Regions from separate parts of the Homo sapiens genome. Here region 2 is linked to region 1. A link is an interaction called in ENCODE POLR2A ChIA-PET data of the cell type or tissue named here. Cell type or tissue: PC-9. All regions are shown on one strand. Links, peaks and the distances in the headings refer to the core of each region. The heading gives the core; the rest is flanking DNA. Region 1 overlaps CDK18 (cyclin dependent kinase 18). Region 2 overlaps LEMD1 (LEM domain containing 1).

Region 1 (15,470 bases), core at 5,819-13,818:
GTCACAACTTTATGAAGTAGGTATTATTATCATCCCCATTTTACAGGTGAAGAAACTGAGTCTCTGAGAGACCAACTTTTCCAAGGTCACACAGAGGTGGGATCCAGCCCACTTCCGTCTGACCCCAAGCCCCTGCTGTTAACCCCTGCCCCATTGTGGGGAGGTTCCGGCCCACTCTGGAGTTCTCTGGTCTGCGTCAGTCCTCAGGAGAAGAAAGAATGGGGGTGATGCTCCAAATATTGAGGCTCCCATCTGTCTGTCCTGCACTAGGCAGAGCCAGGCTTCTCCATGGGGCACAGGAGAGAGGGCACCAGATCTGAGGAGCAAATAGGTTCTTGGTCTGAGATCTCGTGGGATCAGGTTGCCAGCCCTGCAAACCCCCGCTCAGGTCTAGAGGACATGGAGCTGCCTTTCAGGGTGCATTTGCTTCCTCTACAGACTCGGACTCTGTCCTCTGCCTACTTGGGCCGTCCCGCACTCGGGAATGCGTCCTACACTGTAGGGCAGAGCCCGGCTTGACTCTTCCCGGTTCCTACCCTAACCAAGCCTCTACTTTCTGGGATCACCCTGTTGGGACTTTTGTCCAGCATCTCCATCTACCTGTCCTCTGATTCCTTCTGTTCTTCTCTAACTGAGCTTGAGAACTAAAGGGGAGGGCAAACTTCTGGCCTTGGTGGAATCCAGCTCCAGCATATAGTAGCTATGTGACCTTCCCCTCACTAGCACACTCGTGAATTTCTCCCAGCATCCGTTCCCTCATCTGTAAAATGAGGATCATAATAGAGGGCTGTTATAAGATTTAGGCTGGGTGCGGTGGCTCACGCCTGTAATCCCAGCACTTTGGGAGGCCGAGGTGGACGGATCACGAGGTCAGGAGATCGAGACCATCCTGGCTAACATGGTGAAACCCCATCTCTACTGAAAAAAAAAAAAAAGCACAAAATTAGTCAGGCGTGGTGGCAGGTGCCTGTAGCTACTCGGGAGGCTGAGGCAGGAGAATGGCGTGAACCCGGGAGGCGGAGGTTGTAGTGAGCCGAGATTGCACCGCTGTACTCCAGCCTGGGCGACAGAGCGAGACTCCGTCTCAAAAAAAAAAAAAAAAAAAAAAAAAAAAAATAATGCACAGTGCCTGGCATGTAGCAGAGACTAAATAACTGGTAGCTATAGTGGTTGGTGGTGCTTGTTTGGAAAGGGAATTTCCTGGTGATTGCACCAGGGCTGGTCTAGAGACCAAGGTAGATTTTCCCAGCCCCATCAGGCCAAGCCCTTAGTTAGACAGAATCTTTACTGCTCTTCCAGGTTAGGGAGGAGGGCTCTGTGTAAGAGAATGGTGGTGGTGGTAGGGGAATGGGTTGGATGGAAATCTTCCAGGAGGGGCCAGGAATCTGTGCTGTGGGGGCCCTACCTTCTGGCAGTTATGAATGAGGCAGGCACTGGGAGCTGGAGAGGCAGCAGTCTCTTGCTCTGAGGGCCCTCTGGCAGCGCCTTCTTTCCCTGAGGTAGGAGGACCCTCCCCTGGTACTTAATTAATTGCAGTCCCTGTTCTGCTCTGTTGTTCAGGGTGAGTGGCTGGCCTGGTTCCAGGCCCACCTGATTAGCCCACCTTTGGCAATAAGTCACATTTCTCTTCCTCGGCTCTGTGTCCCACCATAACCCCTTACGTCCCCTTCCCTGGACTTTTCACCTTTGCCCTCCAGGCATTCCCTGCTGAGTGGGCACTTTCCCACATCCAGGGGGTGGGAGCAGACCAAGGTTAATCTTGTCCTGGCTCCCACAGCTGCTTACACACACACAGCTGCATGCACATGCACACACAGGCTGGGCTCACAACAGCTCAGGCCAAGGGTCTGGGATCCAGGATCACTACAGAGCTGGTAGCTGGGCCTGGCTGGAGCTGGCCAGTGGTTCAGCAGCAAGTCTGGAAGAGGAAAAGCCGTGGGCGCATCTCCGCCAGACCTCCTGTCTGAAAGAGAGCCCATCTGCTCCTAGAATCTCCACAGCTACATCTGCAGAGGAGGAGGGGTAGTGAGGCAAGTGTGAGGTTTGGTTTTAAACTGAAAAGGGAGGTGGGCGGATTGCTTGAGCCCAGGAGGTCGAAACCAGACTGGGCAACATGGCAAGACCCCATCTCTAAAAAAATACAAAAATTAGCCAGGTGTGGTGGCACGCGCCTGTAGTCCCAGCTACTCGGGAGGCTGAGAGGGGAGGATCGCTTGAGCCTAGGAGGTTGAGGCTGCAGTGATCCATGATTGCATCACTGCACTCCAGCCTGGGCAACAGAACAAGAACTTGTCAAAAAAAAAATTGAAAAGGGTCTTAGGCCGGGTGTGGTGGCTCATGCCTGTAATCCCAGCACTTTGGAAGGCCAAGGCGGGTGGATCACTTGAGGCCAGGAGTTTGAGACCAGCCTGGCCAACATGATGAAACCCTGTTTCTCCTAAAAATACAAAAATTAGCTAGGCATGGTGGCGTGTGCCTGTAATCCCAGCTACTCGGGAGGCTGAGGTAGGAGGATCGCTTGAACCCAGGAGGTGGAGGTTGCAGTGAGCCGAGGTCGCACCACTGCACTCCAGCCTGGGCGAGAAACAAAACAAAACAAAACAAAAAACGGGTCTTGAAGCAAAGCTCCCTGACAGCATGAGTAACCCTGAAGAGACTGGACACCTTGCTCTGGGAGACATGGGCCAGAACTTTTGAAAGGACTATGATGAGATCCTCTTTCCTGGAGCTCTTGATAATGGTCCCACCCTCTGAGCCTCCCTACCCCCACCATTAAATAAAAGTCTTCCCTAGAAATGGTGGAGTCGGGATAGACAAGATGACCCAATAATGGCTGGCTGGTGCACTCATCATTATTTATATGTTGAGTGTATGTCTCCTGTCCACCATGGGTGGAGGCAATTTATGGACTTTGGGGTCAGTTCAGATTCTGCCTCTTCCACTCAGTAACTGGTTGCCTTAGGTTAAGTAATTTGCTCACCCAGGTTTCAGTTTCCTCATTTATAAAATAGGAGGATAATACTATTATCTCATGTGATTGCGAGGACTCCAGTGAGATAATGTCCACCTAGTAGCTCTTTGCTTTACCTGATGTCATTATCAAGGGGTGGTGGCAGAGTTAATGGGCTACATTTGGTAGTTCTCAGTGCCTTTGGCCCCACTTGATATTTTTTTCTGAAATCAGGGTCCCTGCAAACATCAGGGATCAGCCCCCAAATTGGGAAGAGAACTCTATTCTTAAAATGTTTCTGGCCAGGCACAGAGGCTCACACCTGTAATCCCAGAACTTTGGGAGGCCGAGGTAGGTGGATCACCTGAGGTCAGGAGTTCAAGACCAGCCTGGCCAACATGGCGAAACCCCATCTCTACTAAAAATACAAAAATTAGCCAGGCATGGTGGCAGGCACCTGTAATCCCAGCTACTCCAGAGGCTGAGGCACGAGAATCGCTTGAACAAGGGAGGCAGAGGTTGCAGTGAGCCAGGATTGTACCACTGCACTCCAGACTGGGTGACAGAGCAAGACTTTGTCTCAAAAAAAAAAAAAAAATTTCTACCCTCCCTCACTCTGAACACTGTTCCCCATCTTATCATTATCGAGGGAAATTCAGAGCTCCAGAATGATTACTGCCCTCACACCTTGCTTCCCTAAAGAAGCCTGCCCTTTTCTGCCTGGGGAGTCTCCTCAGGAACCAGACCTTCTTCTCTTCTCTGGCCCCAGCCACCCAGCACCCTGGGCTGCGGGGTGACCAGCCCAGGAGGTGACAGGGCTGTCCTTCCCACATCCTGGCAGGACCCACTGCCTGGAAGCAGGTGGGCGGTAGGTGTTATGCTAGAGGGCATCACTCTTGACAAAGCAGCACTGGCTCCCAAACTCTGCCTGCAACATGGGATGAGCCCAGGAAAGGGGTCACAGAGCCCCTCCCTGATCCTGCCGTGGAGCCCAGCTGGCAGCATCCCCTGCCGTGGCTGGGCTGGGTGCCATGTTCTGTGTGGGTGCCAAACCTGGCATGGCTCCTTCCCAAGGAAGGTGGCCCTTGGGGATGCTGTGACTTTCTTGGCTGTGGTGACCAATAAAGGGAGTGCCATCTCTACGCAGGCCCATGCAGTCCCTTCCAACCCTGCACAAAGTCAGAAGCCCAAAGTGTGGTCCCAGCTCTGCCCTGTCACCCTCAGTGGCCTCGGGCAGATCGCTCACCTTTCTGAGTCTTGCCTTCTTTGCCTGAAACATGAGGGTGCAGACCAGGGGATTTCCAAAGGCCCCTCTGAGGCTGCTGGTCTGAGGCTCCGACTTTTGCCTGTCCTGCTAACAAGGTGAGCTGTGTGCTGGGGTCCCAAGAGGGGCTCAGCCTCCTGTTCCTCCAAACTGTAGAGCCAGGGGCTTGCCCCAGCTGATGGCTGGGTACCTGGTCCCTGCCATGCTGAGATGGGCAAGGAAATCCTGGAATGCCTCAGCCCTGTCAATTAGGAGGAGAACAACTACCTCGCAAAGAAATGGATGCTGGATTCAAACACTACACAGGCACTGGATGCTCAAGGCTAGGGGTTGGCAAACCATGGCTCTTGGCCAAGTCCCGACAGTTTTTGTATGGCCCATGAGCTAAGAATGATTTTTACATTTTTAAGCAGTCGGTAAAAAGTCAAAAGAAGAAAATAAAGTTTTGTGACCCTTAAACATTTTATAAAATTCAAATGTTAGTGTTCATAGTAAAGTTTTACTGGTGTGAGGCCAAACTCATTCATTTACATCTTGCCTGTGGGTGCTTTTGTGCTGCAAAGGCAGAGTGGCAGAGTGGCGACAGAGACGATGGCCCGCAAAGCCTAAAATAGTGGCTGTCTGGCCTCTTACAGAAAAGGTTTGCTGACCCCTGCTCAAGATAATCATAGTTCTCTCCAGGCCTTGCACTAAACTGCTCCAGGATCTCAATCTAAAAGTACTTTCTTTTCATTTAAAAAGAAGTGTTGCTATTTTCTTCTTATGTAAGCAATAAATGTTCATTATGGAAATATTAGAAGATGCAGATAAGCAAAAAGAAGACATTAAAATCACCCATAATTCTATCACCCAGGAATAACTACTGCTGGTGTTTTGACTTACCACCTTCTGGGTTATCTAACAGTGTGCTGTGTTTATATGTGCATGCCTGTGACACATGTGTATATCCTGCATACGTACAGCTTTTACAAACTGTACACATCTGTCCTCTTCACTTAAAAACACATCTTGGCCAGGTGCGGTGGCTCACACCTATAATCCTAGCACTTTGGGAGGCCGAGGCGGGCGGATTACCTGAGTTCAGGAGTTTGAGACTAGCCTGGGTAACATGGTGAAACCCCATCTCTACTAAAATACAAAAAATTAGCTGGGTGTGGTGTCGTGCGCTTGTAGTCCCAGCTACTTGGGAGGCTGAGGCAGGAGAATTGCTTGAACCCGGGAGACAGAAGTTGCACTGAGCCAAGATCACGCCACTGCACTCCAGCCTGGGTGACTCCGTCTCCAAAAGAAAACACACACACACATACCTCTAACTGAACCCTTGGGGGACACACAGGCAGGGTGCCCAGAAGGCAGCTGCACCCAAGCATCTGGAGCTGAGGGGCTTGGTGGGGCCAGGGCTACAGATCTGGAGTCATCAGCACGCGGGTGGTGGTTTCCACTTCGGGAGGGGATGAGGTCACCCAGGAAGCATGCCCAGAGAGGAAGAGCAAAGGGCCAAAGAGAGAATTGTGGGAGTGTTGACATTCAAGGGACAGGTAGAGGAAGTAAGTCCACCAGACCCGGGAGGAAGGAAGAAGCAGGAGGAGACCCAGGCAGCCAAAGGGAGTGGAATCCGAGGCCCAGGGCCCAGGACAGTGCCTGGCGCTGAGCAGGTGCTTGTGAAATGAGTGAGTGACTTTGAGGAGGCTGAACCCTGGTGAGTGAGTGACACTGATAAAAGACATTTAGAGAACAGTTGAACAACTATGAGATGTTCAGAGGCCTGGGGGAGGCCATGCAGGCCAAGGAGGCCTCCTGGGCCCAGCCTGGTGGGAGGGAGGCCATGCGGAGTGTGAGGAGGGAGAGGCGGGGCAATCCAAGTGACCAGAAGCTGGGAGCTGGTCAGAGGAGCCCAGTGGAGTTCTTGGCGGTGACATGAAGCTGCTTTTTTTAAGCTAGTCTCTCAGATTGGAATGAGGAAAGTTGGAGACGACCAGCCAGGGGTTCTTGTCAGAATGTGGGCACTGGGCGGCGTGGGCCAGCTGGTGGGGGTGGAGTATAAATAGGAATATGGTTTAGAGATGCTGGGAAATCCTCCCCATTCCCTCCCCCTCCTGAGACTGAGAGGTCCCCAGGGATGCCAGGCTCAAAGGCCCCTGCAGTTCTGTTGCCAAAGTTGGGCATGGAGAGAAACCCAGAGACAGGACTGAAGGTCCCATGACAGGCCAGCAGGAGAGCTGGACACGGGATATCTGGCTGAGAGAGGGCTATTGGGTGGGTGAACTCAACACTCTTCTTTTCTTCTCCAATTTATTGTGTAAAAGATGGTAGGCACCAGTTTCTGTGCCAGAGCAAGTGGAGAGGAAACAAGCTGTTTCCTCTGGTATTTAAGGAAGACCTAAGGAAAGGTTCCAGACTTTGGGATCTCAAAAACACAGGACAGTTGGGGAAGGACCTTCCTTGAGTGTCTTTAAAGAGGGCTGATAAAAGGAGCAGAGAGGGCTCCTCTGGCTGGGAGAGTAAGGCGGGCTTTCTCTGGAGGCAGGAGGATGGGGGAGATGGAGGCCAGGCCTATCCTGGCCCTTGCCCCTTGCTCTGGTCTCTGATCTGGGATGTTCTGTACGCCCAGGACCAGAACTGACAGAAGGGCTCCTTGTCCCATCTTATCACTTGGACATCCTGAGCCTCCTCAGAGAGTGCAGACCAGCTTTAGCTGGGCCCCCAAAAAAGGTCAAAAGGAAAATACCAGAAGATGCAATATGCACCTCTATTCCTTAAGCCTCAGGAAGCCAGAGAGCAGCAGGGTGGACATCAGTAGGACTGAAGTGGAGCCACACAGAGGGGCTAGATAGGAGGTCGTGTGGGGTCAGAAAGGGTCATCTGTAGGGGTCAAGGCCAACATCTGAGCCTGAGTAGTGCACCTGCCCTACAAGGCTCTGAGAATCTTCCCTGAGTGATAGAGCCAGGAAGAGGGCCACAAGCCCCTCCGAACCCCTTCCCCACAGCCCTGGAGGCCCTAGCTCAATGCATGTTGCAGGAGGAACTTCTCATTCGGGTTCTTCTCATTCCAGTCCACCCCTCACTGTAGGATGGTGCCTCCAGCCCAAAAACCTCCACAGACCTCACTGGGGGAGTAATTGCTGGGCAGGACACTGCCCCCACTGCCTCAGCCCATCTCCCGCTGCTGTTGGGCCACATGCTGGCTAGAGGAAGAGGGTCAGGTTTCAGCTGAGGCCTCGAGTCCAGCTTTCATATTTCATTTGCTGGTCATTTGAGGGCTCACTTTGTCTCAGGCTTTGGGTCAGGCTCTGGGGGTGCAATGACGAGTCACGCCACAGTGCTTGCCCTTAAAAAGCCCACAGGCAAACTAGGGAAATGACAAGTAAACAGTTACAGGACAGGGAGCCAAGTGCCCTGCCTTGGGATGTCAGAAAGCTGTGGGAGCACAGAAGAGGGACCATCACCTGGCTGGGGACAGTGGAGTTTCGGGCTAGAGGAGATGCAGAGGTCCCCATGGCAGGATGAGTAGCACGTTGTTGGTTTCTCCCTAGTCCCCCATCCATCTGCTTGGGTACCAATCCCTGTATTCCTGTTCCCTCTGAAACCCAAGAAAACTGAGGAGGAAGCATGCCCCGGGGAGTCTGGGGCTGGGTGACTGGACAGTCTAGGCTTACTCTAGTGTGCCCAGAAAGAGGACAGGGCCAGGCCCACCCCAATCATGCTCAAGTCTAACTAGGACAGGAGATGGCCTAATGAGAAGATACACCTAGAAACAGGTCCCTGGCCTGCCTGAAAGTGGAAGGAAAGGCACCAACATTTATTGCACGTGGCAGTGTGTCCTGGATCTTAAAGGTGACTAAGATACAGTCTTTGTCCTTGAGGGATCTAATGTTTCCATATCTGTAGAGGAAAGAGGTTTAAACAAGTCATCATGAAGCAGTGGCTCGATGGCCTCATTCAGTCACTTGTTCATTCGTTCCACAAATGCTGAGTACCTGGTGGGCTCCTTACTCTGTGTAAGGCATCAGGGAAACAAAAATGTTAAGGCCCCATTCTTGTCCTGAAGGATCTCACAGTCTAGTTATGAGTGTGTGCTGGCTGCTCTGGAAGGGACAAGGAGGAAGCATCTCATTCTACCTAGAGGAAGAAGGTGTGGTCATGCACAGTCTCCCAGGGGAAGTGACCCATGAGTTGAGTTTGGGAGTGGTTTTACCGAGGGAAAAATTGAGGAAGGGCATCCCAGGCCAAATGATTGCAAAGCTGTGGGGTGTGAGTGGAGTTTGCTCTGGGAATGCCAGGTACATTTGATAAAACCAGACCTTCTGGGGAGGGGTGAGAGCTGAGGCTCAAGAAGACAGGGATCCAAAAGCCTGGTCTGCCAGGCCCTGGAATTTGAACTTTTTCCTGAAGGCAGTGTTAGCTTTGAAGGATTTTTTTTTTTTTTTTTTTTTGAGATGGAGTCTCGCTGCAACACCCAGGCTGGAGTGCAGTGGCGCCATTTCGGCTCACCGCAAACTCTGCCTCCTGGGTTCAAGCGATACTCCTGCCTCAGCCTCCCAAGTAGCTGAGATTACAGGCGTGTGCCACCATGCCCAGCTGATTTTTGTATTTTTAGTAGAGACAGGGTTTCACCATATTGGCCAGTCTGGTCTTGAACTCCCGACCTCAGGTGGTCCACCCACCTTGACCTCCCACAGTGCTGGGATTACAGACATGAGCCACCGCGCCTAGCCACTTTGAAAGATTTTAAATGGGCAAGCGACATCATCAGAAAGCAGCTGAGAAAGTTAAGTCTAGGACGCTGATGGCAGTTGGATTGGAGGCCAAGTATTATTCTCAATTAGCAGCAAGGAAACTGAGGCATGGGGTGTTTTTTCAGGTCACAGCTACTAAGTGGGGTTTCTTCCATGACACCAAACTGCAGAGAATTTTGGAGAGCAAGGCTAGACACCGTGTGTTCCTCACTGCAGGACATTTCTGATTGGAGTGAGACTCTAGGAGACAATGGCGTATTTGTCTGGAGCAAGGGCGACCCTGATCCCCACTTTGCCTCCTGAGCAGACATCCAACAGGTTTGCCCAAATTGCTCCCGGAAGGCCTTCCCCGCCTACTTCCTGCATTCCAAACAGAGGCTGTGGGAATCCTCTTGGAGCTCTGGGACTGTCCAGAGCATCTGTTTGTTGGCAGGGTGACTGCAGGCCTGGCTATCCTCATTTCTGGCCACTCTGAAGGTTTCAGGCCTGCAGCCTCTCTCATCCAGGCTGGGGCAGGGCAAGGTTGTGAGGAGGCCCCAAGGCTTCTGCTGCTGACGCCGCCACAGCTCCAGGCAGCTAAGGGGTGACTGGCTTCCCCTGAGGTTTGTCCCAGGCTCCTGGAAACTAAGGCCTCCAGCTGTGCAGAACAGGGTCAGCTGGAGGATGAAGGAAGAGATGGTATCTGCAGGCTCCCAGCAGGCACAGTTCTCCCTGGGAGGAGGGAGTGTCTCTGAGGTCCTAGCTCATGACGTCTGCAAACTTGGTCAGCCATGGCCTCTAGTTCTTTGAAATTCACCCAAGGGCCAAAGTGGCTGAGTGACCGAGGCAGGGGCAGGGACTGGGAGATAGGGTGTCATAGGGATCCTGGCTGGTGGTCAGCCTTCGTGACTGAAGGGAAGACCCTCTGGGCTTCAGAAAGTGGGCAGCCACAAGTTACGTCCCCCAACCCCTGCCCCTGGGCCCACAGAGACCAAGATTGAAAAGAAAAGCAAACAAAACAAAAAGAGGGACTTGGGGATGCATCTAACATGTGCCTGGAACACAGCAGGTGCTCCACATGTGCCTGTAAAGCAGACACATGCCTGCTGTATGCCACCAGCACCAGGCATAGAGACCAACGTGCTCCAGATGAGGGAGACAGGTGAAAAGTCACGCCCCATTGAAGGAGGGGCACCTGGTGGTCCTGGGGGTGGGGTGGAGTGAGTTCCAGGAAGCTCCTGAAGGCCCCAGAGACTTGTACAGCATGCAGGGGCAATGAAGAGGGGCAAAGCCAGAGACGAAGGGGCCCCAGATCTTGAAGGGCCTTTGGGTGCAGGCTGGGGAATCGGGGCTTTGTTCAAGAGGAAGGCAAAGAGGCTTCTTGAAGGGGTTTGCTGAGAGAAGACTCCAGTCCTGGCCCCAGGAGCTTGAGAAGTGAAGCTGACTTTCCCGCCCTCCAGTCTACAGCATCCCAGATTCCTGGGATGCTCTGTCAACCTCCTTCTCCACCTCCATGGTCTCCAGGTCAAGGTCTCTCAGGGGTCCAGCCCCAAGGCAGGTATTAGGTCTGTGGCCTGGCACAGGTTGTCCCAGCAGTCAGTGGGCTGGGAATCTGCCCTGTCTGGACACTGGGGCCCTGGGGCTGGCCTGGCCTGCTCTGTGGAGCTTTCTTTCCTCCTAAGAGAGAAGATGGGGCTTGTCTGCCAGTAGCCGGGGTTCCCTGCCTTGCACGGGCCCCACCCTGCGTGGCCCTGCAGTTGTCTAAGTAGGGGGGACCCTGCCTCCCTGGCCCTTCTCCCCCTCACATCTGCCAAGAGATGATCCTGCTCCCTGTCTCCTGGCCCTCTTCCATCCTGGGATCCAAAAGCACCTTGCAATAAGGAAGTCTGCAGGGATGTTTGATGAAGTTTATATGAGGACTCTTTTTGTCTGGGCAGTAGCTTGAGAGAGGAGAGCCAAGCTTTGCTGGACATCTTCCCTGTGCCAGTGGTGTGTTGTGTTGGCTCACCCAGCATGTTTGCTCAGATACCACTGTACGTTGAAAATGTCACCTGCCCAACATCCAACTCCTGGTCTTCCCACTGAAACCACTACTCCCAGAATGCCTTGTCTCCTCCAGTGACTGTTCTATCTCTCCACTCCGGCTGCTTGGCGAAAACCCTGCTGCAGAGTCATGCTTGACTCTTTTCTCACCCACAACATACAATCCATCTGCAGAGCTCTTTGCCTCCACCTTCAAAATATAGCCCAAATCCAGCCACTTCTCACCATCTCCACTGCCCCCCGCTGGTCCCAGCCACCATCAAGCTCTCTCCCCTGGGCCTCAGCAGCAGCCTCCTGCCCGGGCTCCCTGCTCTCCCCTTGCTCCCCTTGTCTGTTCTCAACACAGCAGCGTGTTAAAGCCTCAGTGTGATCATGTCACTCATCCGTTCAAACCCTCCTTACCCCTCGAGGCCCAACACAGCTGCTCCGCACTCCCATCCAGCATCTTCTCCAGCCACATCATTGTCCTGCAGTGAACCAGACTTACTTCTGCCTCAGGACCTTTGCCCCTGCTGTTCCCTTGTTGACCTGCTTCTCCCAGACCCTGCATGACTGACCCCCTCACCTTACACCTACTCTGGATTTCTCCTGAGATGTCACCTGCTTCTTGGGGAGGCCTTCTTGACCACCCTACTTAAACTTGCAACTGCACTTCCCACACCTTCCCTCTTCCCTGCATGAATTCCCATCATTGCACTTGTCACCATCCATCATACTGTGTATTCATTCTGTCTATTGTCCGCACCCCCCTACCCCTGTTAGAAAGTATTAGGAAAGGAATTAATGTCTGTTTCATTCATCTGTGGATTCTCAGGGTCTACAACAGTGCCTGGCATGCAGCAGGTGTTCAATAATTGTTGAATGAATGAATGGAGCCAGGGGTGAGAGGGGTTTTATCACGTCATTGCGATTCCATAGCCTGCTAGTGGTAGCACCAAAGTTTGAAACTGAGTTTGTTTGGCACGCAGTTCAGAGTAGGAGAAAACAGTCAAGCCTGGGCCACAGGGAAGGGGCAAGGGCGGGGAGGGCTCCAGGTAGGAGAAGAAAGGAGCAATATGGTCACGTTTGTGCACTTGGCAACAACCAGGAAATTGCTGCGTGATTCTGGGCAAGCCATTTCCCCTCTTGGATGTTCAGCATCTTCACTGGGCAAGGGATGGGGATGGAGGCTGTGTGAGCGTCTTCCCCTGCTAACATTCTGGGAGGCCAGCCCTGCTCACTGGGGGCACAGTGGCCTCTGGCAAGTGCTGGCTTTCTTCCCAGCCTGGCTCCTCCTTCCTCCTTCTGTGCCACCCATGGCTCTGGCACCAGCAGGAGGTTCTGGGCCGGCTGCTGTGTCCCTGGGAAGAAGCAACTGGAGCTGGCTGAGCTTTATGACTTACCTGGGCAGGGAGGTGGGAGGGGAGGTTGGCTGGGGTCTGCCTGCCCACCCTGCAGCTCCTCAGTGGGACTCTGCTCCTTCAACTTCCTCCACCCCCCACTGCCGGGCCAGTATCCCTGGACACTCATCGCCCTCTTCCCCTGGCACCAATTGCACGGGGACAGCCCCAGATGGCTCCTTGGTCTGGGGACAAAGGCTGTGCTGTGCCTGGCCCCGGGCTGGCCTCAGGCTGGTCATACTGAGCCCTTCTGTCCCCACTTGGGGGTGAGGGGTAGATAGCACTAAGGTGACAGGCCTTTTTCCTGTCTCCCTTCCCCCTCGACCCCCAAATCTGAGGAGCTGACTCTCCCAAGGGAAAAATGACAGAGGCATCTTGTGTCTTGACCTAGGGAACAACAGACTATTCACTGCCCAGTCTGCCCTGTCACACCCAAGACCCTGCTGGGTTCAATGCCCTGGTTGTCCCCAGCAGAGAGAGACATCCACTCTGCTGTGGTCACCACCCCCACCGCCTGCTCCCCTGTCACCATCAGGAAGTCCACCCTACATCTGACCTCCATCCTTCCATCAGGAAGTCCATCCTACATCTGACCTCCATCCTTCCATCAGGAAATCCATCCTACATCTGACCCCCATCCCTTCTGCTGCTGTGACAGCCACTTCCTCTCAGGCTCCTGTCCTGCGGGTGGAGAACAGCTGGTCCCCATCGCCTGCACTGCTTGGCCCCACATTCCTGCTCCAGTCAGCTGCCTCTGGCCTCACCCTTCCTCCAGCTCCCAGCCCCACTGTCCTCCCCACCCCAGGCACAGGCTGGTGGCTCCTTGCTCCTCACTGAACCTTAGGGAGAGCAGGTGTGACTCAGGGCTGAATCTCTTTTGTCTTGCAGAAATGGGGGGCCTCCTTCCCGGAGGCTTTTAATGAGCTCCCCTCCCCTCACCCTACAAGCAAGAGCAAGGGTGTGAGATTTATGGTTGCTACTTGTAGATTCCTGAGCCGCAAATCCAACATGCCATCCCATAAATCCCAGACTGCAGGACGGTTTTATGGGGAAGCCCTGTTTTTAGAAAGGGGTGTGGCTGGTCTCCCTCCTGGCAGAGCTCAGACCTCAGGGAGCCAAGTGCCTGCCTCTCCCCACCCCCAGAGAACAACCATGACAAAGCACGGGGACATTGGGGACATCAGTTGGTGTGGTGGAGATGCACTGGCTTCCAGGACAGAGAGACTTCCTCTCCTGTGGGGGGCCTCCTGCTTCCCTTCCCTGCTCTGAGGATCCCCCGTCTCAGCACAGGAGGGTGGCCTGGAAGCCTGGGCAGATAATTGTCCCTGACCTGGACCTTAGATGTTTTCCTGGTCACCGCTCCAGGTGTACATCATTGGAGATGTTTTTTCAAATGCATTTTCCCAGGCACCATTCTCAGAACCTCAGTTCCAGAATCTCAGGGTGAGACCTAGGAATCTGAATTTTTTTACAATGCTCCCTGGTGATTCTGATGTTCAGCTATCTTTGAAAATAATTGGCTGAGTGCTGTGGCTCATGCCTGTAATCCCAGCACTTTGGGAGGCCGAGGAGGGGCAGATCACTTGAGGTCAGGAGTTCGAGACCAGCCTGGCCAACATGGCGAAATCCTGTCTCTACTGAAAACACAAAAATTAGCCGGGTGTGGTGGCGCGGGCCTGTAATCCCAGCTACTCAGGAGGCTGAGGCATGAGAATCGCTTGAGCCCGGAAGGTGGAGGTTGCAGTGAGCCAAGATCACGCCACTGCACTCCAGCTTGGGTGATAGAGCACGACTCTATCTCAAAAAAAAAAAAAAGAAAAAAGGAAAAAAGAAAATAATTGATCTTTACAAGGAGCCATCTCCACTCTCCTATCTTGCTCGGAAATGGGAGTCACCAGGTAGGTGTGTCTGGGTCCTCTTGTCACTGGGACCCACACCCCCTGCCACCATCATGAAGCCTCCAGATTAGATCTCTGTGGCCTGAATGCTATACACAAGTGTGAGGCATGGTGGCTGCCCTCTGGAAGCTTCCTGTCTGCAAGAGTCCTGCAGACAGCAGGCCTGAGACATTGCACAGAGCCACGGAGGAGCGGCTGAAGATGACTGACAGGAAGGAGTTTAGGGATGGGGAGTCAGGAAAGTCCAAGGCTGGTGGGCTCTGCCAAGGAAGCCAGAGGAAGCGCTTTCAGCTACCTTCTCATCAAAGGAGGCATCACCAGCCCCTGAGTTTCTTGAGAATGGGGACCACCCTTTACTTGCCTCTGAAACCCTCATGCCTGGCACAATGCTGGCGCATAGTAGGTGCTCAGTTTTTTGGTTTGTTTGTTTTTTAAGACAGAGTCTTGCTCTGTCGCCCAGGCAGGAGTGCAATGGCGCAATCTCCACTCACTGCAACCTCCGCCTCCAGGGTTCAAGCAATCCTCCTGCTTCAGCCTCCCAAGTAACTGGGATCACAGGTGCACACCACCATGCCCAGCTAATTTTTTTGTATTTTTAGTAGAGACAGGGTTTCGCCATGTTGGCCAGGCTGGTCTCAAACTCCTGACCTCAAGTAATGCACCTGCCTCAGCCTCCCAAAGTGCTGGGATTACAGGCATGAGCCACCATGCCCGGCCAGTTCATTTGTTCAGTGGAACTGAGTGAGACTTCAGGGCCCACTGACAGAGATGGGCCTGCCTAGCACTGCAGACCCGAGGCCTCCACTCTGAAAGGTGCCAGCCCGCTAAAGGAATGAAGGAGAGCTTGTTCATACCCAGCCATGAGGATCAGGGCAGCTGGAGGGCCACCACTGAGCTGTGTTTGGGGGCAGCCAGGAGCATGCGCTGCCAGACAGAGGACCCTTTCCAGGCTGGCTGAGGACAGAAGGATGTGATCATTAAGCAAAGCCAACATGTTACTGACCCATAATCCCTTAAACCAGGAGGATTCGGGAAGGGCCTGGTCGCCTTGGCAACTAGGTGCTGGCCAGTCGCAGGGCTGAGAGCATCCTCCAGGAGTGGGCTGTGCCTGGTGCTGGTGCATGGGTAACAGCTGGGAGCGGGTGCAGGGCGGCCCATCATAGGGCTCACCCCCTGGTGCCTTCTTGCCAGCATGGGTGGAAGCCCTTGTGAGGCCTCAAG
Region 2 (8,000 bases), core at 1-8,000, 100 kb before region 1:
AGCCTCAACCTCCTAAGCTCAAGCAATCCTCCTGCCTCAGCCTCCTGAGTAGCTTGGGACCACAAGCATGCGTGCCACTATGCCCAGTTAATTAATTTTTTTTTTTTTTTGAGACAGAGTTTTGCGCTTGTTGCCCAGGCTGGAGGGCAATGGCACTATCTCAGCTCACTGCAACCTCCACCTCCTGGGTTCAAGTGATTCTCCTGCCTCAGCCTCTGGAGTATCTGGGATTACAGGCATGCACCACCACGCCCAGCTAATTTTTTTGTATTTTTAGTAGAGATGGAGTTTCACCATGTTGGCCATGGTTGGTCTTGAACTCCTGACCTCAGGTGATCTACCCACCTCGGCCTCCCAAAGTGCTGGGATTACAGGCGTGAGCCACCGTGCCCAGCCCCCAGTTAATTTATTTTTATTTTTCTTGTAGAGATGGGTTCTTGTCATGTTGCCCAAACTGGTCTTGCACTCCTGGGCTCAAGTGATCCTCCTGCCTCAGCCTCCCAAAGTGCCAATATTACAAGCATGAGCCACCACACCTGGCAGAATCCATATTTTTGATACCCATATTCTTTGTTTCCAGAGCTCATTTTCAAGTTTCTTCATGATAGGATCTATGCCTTTTTCTGCACTTATATTCTTCCTCAAGAAAATCTAGCACAATGTCCTGTATTCAATAAATAGTTATTGACTCACAGGCTGAGATCCAGGGGTGGAAACTCTGTTGCAACCATTCCCTGAATGGTCATCCATTCACAATGATCTAAGCATCATCTCTCAAGAGACTACATCAAGGTACATCTAAGAGACAACGTATATGGTACAGAATAGGAAGTCAGAAAGAGAAAGATCATCAACATCAGTAGAGGAAAGCTCCTTTCAGTTCAGCCAACAGGGACTGAGTAAGTCCCTGCCCCACCCCCAAATGCCTGGCATGGAATTCAATGCAGAGGAGTCAAATTATGGGTTTTCACCTTCAACATTTTACAGCCTGCGGCAAAAACTCCTGGGCAGGGGTGGGGTGGAGACTGAATGAAAAAGTAGCGAGGCATGGTGCCCCGTGCCTGTAGTCCCAGCTACTTGGGAGGCTGAGGCCAGAGGTTAACTTGAGCTCAAGGAGGTCAAGGCTGCAGTGAATTATGATGATGCCACTGCACTCCAGCCTGGGCAACAGAATGAGTCTCCGTGAGAAAGGAAAGAAAGAAAAGAAAAGAAAGCAAAGGAAGGAAGGAAGGAAGGACAGGAAAGAAAAGAGAAAGAAAGGAAGGGAAAGGAAGAAATAGAGAAAGAAAGAAGGAAAGAAAGGAAGGAAGGAAAGAAAAGAAAAGGAGGGAGGGAGAGAGGAAGGAAGGAAGGGAAAGAAGGAAGGAAGGCAGGAAGGGAGAGAGGGAAAGAAAGAAATGAAGGAAAAAGAAGAAAGAAAAAAGAAAGAAAGGAAGGAGGGAGGGAGGGAAAGAAAGGAAGGAAGGAAAAAGAAAGAAGAAAGAGAGAGAGAAAGAAGGAAAGAAGGAAAGGAAGGAAGGAAGGAAGAAAGAAAGAAAGGAAGGAAGGAGGGAGGGAGGGAAAGGAAGGAAGGAAGGAAGGAAAAAGAAAGAAGAAAGAAAGAGAGGGCCAGGCGCAGTGGCTCACGCCTGTAATCCCAGCACTTTGGGAGGCCGAGGCGGGCGGATCACGAGGTCAGGAGATCAAGACCACGATGAAACCCCTTCTCTACTAAAAATACAAAAATTTAGCCGGGCGTGGTGGCGGGCGCATGTAGTCCCAGCTACCCGGAGAGGCAGAGGCAGGAGAATGGCGTGAACCCGGGAGGCGGAGCTTGCAGTGAGCCAAGATTGTGCCACTGCACTCCAGCCTAGGCCACAGAGTGAGACTCCGTCTCAAAAAAAAAAAAAAGAAAGAAGGAGAGAGGAAAGGAAGGAAGGAAGGTAGGAAGGAAAGAAGGAAAGAAGGAAGGAAGGAAGGAAAAGAGAAAGAAAGGAAAGAAAGAAAGAAAGAAAAGAAAGAAAGAAAGAAAGAAAGAAAAAGGAAGAAAGAAAGAAAGAGAAAGAAAGAAAAGAAAAGAAAGACTGATTCTTGGGCCCAGACCCACAGAATGTGCAGGATGGGTGGGAAGATGAGAAGAGAGCATGCAGGCTGGGAGAACAGAGTAAACTGAGATTCTGGCAGGGACGAGCATGTTGTGCTTGGGAGAGGGTAAAGAAACACCCAGGTGGCCCAGGAGGGCTCAGAAGTACACACCTCCCAGGGCCAGCTGCCCTCTGGTTGTTGGATGCAGCAGCCCTCTGAAGATGGGACACAGATATAAACACTTCCAACCTTGGAACCGCTCCCAAACCCAGGACCATTTGCCCCTATTTGCCCAAGATAGTCCCAGTTTACTCCTATTGTTCCAGCATCCCTTCAGGTTAGTGTCCTTTTTCAAAAGCATACTGGTCAGGATGATAAATTATACGGCCACCTTACTCAAAGCCCATTTTATGTAGCTTGACATTGTAGATTACTCTGCCTCCCTACCAATCAACCCCAAATCCCATTTTCCCGTTTGGTAGAAGGGCACTTAGAGACTGAGTTACACATACTGACTTAATGTCCCACTCCGTTATTGGTAACATAAGCTGTGCCTAGTGTCTTTCTGATGGAAAAAATCCCCAATTAAAAAAAAAAATTTGACCTGGCTTAATGAGTGTTTTTAACGACCAAATCCAATGGGCTGCATATGTGATTTGATAAAGCAGACACATACAGTGTTAAAAAGAGTCCAGAAACTGCATATTCCATATCTCTAAGTGGCTTGCATTCCACTAGAAAACAACTAAAAATGAGAGGAAAATGTGGTATTTCAAAGAAATGCAAATACTACCTATCTAGGCACTCAGAAGACTGTTAGGTACAAACAAATGCTCTTAAGTAATTAAAGTCTACAGTGTTAGACAAGTGTCTCAATAAATACACCTTCTACCACCTTTTACATGGAAATGTGAATGCTTATTTACATTTCCTTTCAGATTTAAGGATGAACAGATGTCTTGAGGCCCTTCTGAGAATGAAAATGGCTTATATAAATCCTTCAAATCAAAACATTTTATGCCATCGCAAACTTCCTATTTAATTCTATTGCCAATTCAAAATATCGATGTGGTTTTATTTCAGGTTTATGTAAAGTGGAGACCGAAGGCCACTGGTCCTAGCTGATGCATTTGCCATACTCAGGTTGCTTTTTCTGCTGCAGCATCTTTGCAGGAACTATATTAAAGGGTTTTCTGCAGAACTGAGGTTTACCGAATGGAAAGGATTCCTTTAATGAGCTATTTGGAAGTTAAAATATACTTTTAGAAATTTTGGTATGATATCAGAATTACTTCATCAAATTTGAACTATGTTTAAACGGGAAGCTGAAGCTATAGCATACATGGCAATGTTTACTTGAAGATTTCTTTTCATTTGTTTAAACTTAGCAACTAGTTTAAATACCAGACCATATTTGCAAACTAACCTTTTTGCCATTGGAGCTGTTTGGTAGATTTGGTGAGGTGAGCTTTGAACTCCTACTATGTGCAAGACCCTGTGATAGCTACTAAATGAGGATAAAATATCATTTTATTTTTTATTTTAATTTTTATTATTTTTTTGAGACAGGGTCTCGCTCTGTCACCCAGGCTAGAGTGCAGTGGTGTCATCATGGCTTACTGCAGCCTCGACATCCCAAGCCTCAAGAGATTCTCCTACCTCAGCCTCCTGAGTAGCTGGGACCACAGGTGCGCATCACCATGTACAGTTAATTTTTACAATTTTTGTAGAGATGAGGTGTCACCATCTTTCCCAGGCTGGTCTCAAACTCCTGGGCTCAAGCCAGCCTCCTACCTCAGCCTCCTGAATAGCTGGGATGACATGTGCGTGTCACCATGCCCAACTTTTTTTTTTTTTTTTTTTTTTTTTTGGAGATATGAGGTGTTGCTATGTTGCCCAGGATAAAATGCCATTTTTTTTTTTTTTGAGAGTCTCCTCTCACTCTGTCACCCAAGCTGGAGTGTAGCTGCACAATCTCGGCTCATTGCAACCTCTGCCTCCCGAGTTCAAGTGATTCTTGTGCCTTAGCCTCCTGAGTAGCTGGGACAACAGACACATGCCACCATGCCCAGATAATTTTTTGTATTTTTAGTAGAGACAGGGTTTCGCCATGTTAGCCAGACTGGTCTCGAACTCCTGGCCTCAAGTGATCCACCCATCTTAATGCCATTTTAAAAGGACTCACAGAAGTGGCCATTGAGATATTCCTTAAAAGATCACAGGGTTTTAACAGGAAGAAAAATGTGGTAGGGGGTGAGAAGAGTGAAAAGAATTTCAGGCATAAAGAACAGTTGAAGTAATGGTTCATGGGAAGACAGTGTGAGAGGTGCAGAAACAAGGTAAGAATTTGTTGGGTTGGATGATGAGGGAGATGAGGTTACAGGAGATACTGGAGTTGACTCATGGTGTATAGCAAGTTTGCATCTTGTTTTGAAAGTCTCTGGACAAGTCAGTAACATGATTAAATCTCTGCTTGTAGATCTGAACTGGAATTGGGAAAAGTTAGAGGCAAACACAGGAGGATTTTGCAATTGTTCAAATAAAATAATAATATGGAGGCCGGGCAAGGTGGCTGATGCCTGTAATCCCAGTGCTTTGAGAGGCCAAGGCAAGAGGATCACTCGAGGCCAAGAGTTCGAGACCAGCCTGGGCGACAGCGTGAGACCCCTGTCTCTACAAAAAAAAAAAAAGTTTTTTTTGAGATGGGGTCTCATGCTATTGCCCAGGCTGGAGTGTAGTGGTGTGATCATGGCTCACTGCAGCCTCAACCTCCCAGGCTCAAGCAGTCCTCCCACCTCAGCCCCCCAAGTAGCTGGGATCACAGGTGTGCACCACCACACCCAGCCAGTTTTTTTATTTTGTAGAGACATGGTCTCCCTAGGTTGCCCAGGCTGAGTCTTGAACTCTTGAGCTCAGGCAATCCTTCCACCTTGGCCTCCTAAAGTGCTGGGATTACAGGAGTAAGCCACCATGCCCGGCCAGAATTGTTTTTCAGTTACCCAGGTGTGGTGGAGTGTACCTGTAGTCCTAGCTACTTGGGAGGCTGAGGGAGGAGTATTGCTTGAGCCCAGGAGTTCGAGATTACAGTGAGATATCATGGTGCCACTGCACTCCAGCCTGGGTAACAGAATGAGACCCTGTCTCTAAAATAAATAAATAAGTAATGTGGGTGCAAGCTAGGATAGCAGCAGGGGGAAGAGACAGAAGGGATGGATTTTTTAACATCATTCAGATCCCTAAGACTTGGCAGCTCTTTGTATGTGAAGAGCTGCAGGGAGGGGGCAGTCCAGTAACTCCAAGGCTTTGAGCCTGGACAGTGGGGAGGTTGTGGAAACATCAGGATAAACCCAGGCCGCAGATGCAGGTTTAGGGTGGGCTGAAATGTGCATGGTCATTCCTGGACACCTGAGCCTGAGGTACAGGGGGATAACCATGGGGAGAAGCATGAACACGTCTGTGTAACCCACAAAATGTTCATGAAGTTAGGTAACCATTTGTCAAATGAATGCAGGAAGAAGCGAGGAAGGAAGGGAAAGAGAAGGAAAAGGGAGGCACTTCCCAGTAGGCAGTTGGATATGCAGACCTGTGCCTCAGGAGAGAAGCGTGTGTGGGGACGCCGCAAAGAGGGGGTGAGGGAATCACACTGAGCAGAGGCTGAAGGAGGAGGTCTCAGGCACAGGCACATCAGGGGCCAAGAGGAAGACAAAAAGTCAGAATAGAAACAGAGATACAGAACCAAGAACCAAAGAGTGGCAGAATTCTGAAATCTAAGAAGGCAGGCATCTCCAAATAAAAATGGTCAGAGGTCAAAAGACAGAAAAAGTCACTAGAGTTGGCACCTTGGAGTTCATTATTAAGCACTAGTTATGGGCTGTGTTTGATGCTCAGAGATTTTCCTGCCTTTAACTTCGCATCCACCCTGTGAGGTAGGCACTGCTGTTAAACTGTGCTAGGAGGCTTAGATCTGTTCACTGACTTCCCCAAAATCACGCTTCCAGGAAGCTGAGGGCAGAAATCCTAAGCCAGTTAGGCCTCACCCCAAAACCTGTAACCCTCACACATTTGGCCGTGTGCTTCAATACGGTGCTGGGGGTAGAAGCCAGATGTTAGGGGCTAGAAAAGCGAACGGGATGGAAACTCACATTTATTCTATGTTCACTGTGGGCCCAGAACCAAGCTAAGTGCTATATGTGAATGTAGACAACAGATAGTGAAAATGGGGAGGGGGCGTGACAGCTGGGGAAAGCAGAGTGGTGGCTTTTTTAAGAAGGGGCAGGAGGGACCCTGTCATTCTGGGTCCTCTGCTAGATCATGGAAATTTTTTCATCATACAGAAATCTGCATTAAAATGATCCTCTTTAAACTAGGATTTTACCACTATAACAGAATGTAGTGACTTGCTATCCCCTTTCTTAATACAGATGAACAGAGCTACTCCCTGTTTTTAATATATGGGTATAAGTATTCAGGCATTAGAATGGTACATACTTTTTTGAGTTTCTTGCTTTTTTCTGTTGAGAGTATGATATTTCCTTGCAAAATGATATTAAGCTCTGGATCATGGGAAACAAAAGGAAAATAGGCCATGAGAACATTTGAGCTAGCAAAGGGAATAAACATCAATCACCAGGGTGAATTCTCTCAATTAGAGGACATTTTTGCAAGGGGATGAAAATTCACGTGGCTCTTCTGACGGAAGAGAACATTTCTCCTGAGCTGGAGCAGCCTTTGTGAAACAGACTTAGGCCTTCCTCTGGGAATAAGGCCTGTCATATTTGCATGCCTCCAAGAGAAATACACAAGCTGGCTGCCCATCTGGGCAGCTGTTTGCAGTCTAGTCATTGTCCCTTTGAACCAGCTGTAAGCCCCATGCATCCCTGAATGCCAAGATAGGAAGGGAGGATTTTCTCCTTCTGGATCCAAAAAGGCACCCAGGGAAGGCAAGGCCAGACCTGTGCTAAAAGCCTTTAAAATTGGGGGAACTGCTAGGGACGGAAAAGGATGTTGTTAATTAGCCTGCAAAGAAGCATTTTGATAAACCTAGAGGAATGGTGGAGTTGCACATCCATTTTAAATGAGCTCTCCAAGTCAAAAATATTTGGAAAGTTTGAAAGCAGTTAGATAATTAAAGCTGTGTCTCCCCACTGACAAGACAGTCAGTTAGTGAAAATGAGAAAAATCAAACCCACTGATTGTTTGGATGACCTCATACTCAGCCTCAGGTCTAGGACTCCCTGCACCTCCACCGCCACTACAAGCCCATTCCAGGACTAGGTGTTTCCATGAAAGGAGAAGGCTAAGTCCACAGGATACCCCCGTCCAGTTCATTACAACTCCTCCACTCTAATGGTACCAGTGGCTATGAGACTTTTCCAATGAGCAAATTCAAATGTATGGTTCAAACCTAACTTGGAGAACCAGGTTTGCTACTTGTGGCAACCACAGAATTGCATTACAAGGGTAGGACTGAATCAACGCTTCCACCTCGACCTGATGGCCCGTAGTTGGCTTAGATCAGGTAGGCACTATCTAAAGCAGTGGCAAACCTTATAAACAGAAGGACCAATTTTCTCCTAGCCCTAGCATCAACGCACTTCTGTAGAGGGCTACATGCTGGGACCCAGGACGGCGGGGACTGAGACCACAACAGCTTGGTTTTGTAGCTTTAACCCGAAGTCCTGGGAAGTCGTGAACAGTTCTGAAATCTTCAACCTGGCATTGCTTTTCACCAGAGTGTTGGTTTGGTCTCTTGAGCCCCTCCCCAGGGCAGGAAACAGAAGCAGGCTTGGATCTGGGACAGGACTCTGAACACAATCTACAACCAGGAGAGGCCTGGGGTAGCCACTTTCCCTGAGGCACCCCCGTGCTAACTGCCTGCTCAAGGGCCAGTGAAGTTTATCCCTAAACCTTGCCATCCTTTTCAAGTGAGGCCAGCG

What was found. Peaks named below come from ENCODE experiments on the same cell type or tissue, not always from the same donor. Only the 100,000 strongest peaks of a DNase experiment are listed, where the experiment ranks them.
Region 2: POLR2A ChIA-PET joins it to region 1 with 10 read pairs; 3 of 35 experiments call an interaction of 5 or more read pairs at or near these places.

Annotation. Positions count from the first base shown.
Region 1 is chr1:205,506,548-205,522,017 of GRCh38, forward strand. The region is part of intron 1 of CDK18 (cyclin dependent kinase 18); the gene reads left to right. Among named protein-coding and RNA genes, the nearest start is that of CDK18, 9.6 kb to the left of the region's middle. RefSeq lists enhancers at 46-699, 3,556-4,103, 5,101-5,715, 8,861-9,561, 10,964-11,663 and 1 more. In PC-9, for the core only: no CTCF peak of the experiment used is centred there; a DNase peak (open chromatin) is centred at 9,594.
Region 2 is chr1:205,409,680-205,417,679 of GRCh38, forward strand. It overlaps LEMD1 (LEM domain containing 1), which reads right to left. Exons shown (of 6, transcript NM_001199050.2): 4 at 6,553-6,617. Among named protein-coding and RNA genes, the nearest start is that of LEMD1, 8.4 kb to the right of the region's middle. RefSeq lists an enhancer at 831-1,331. In PC-9, for the core only: no CTCF peak of the experiment used is centred there; no DNase peak of the experiment used is centred there; H3K27me3 peaks cover 2,440 bases.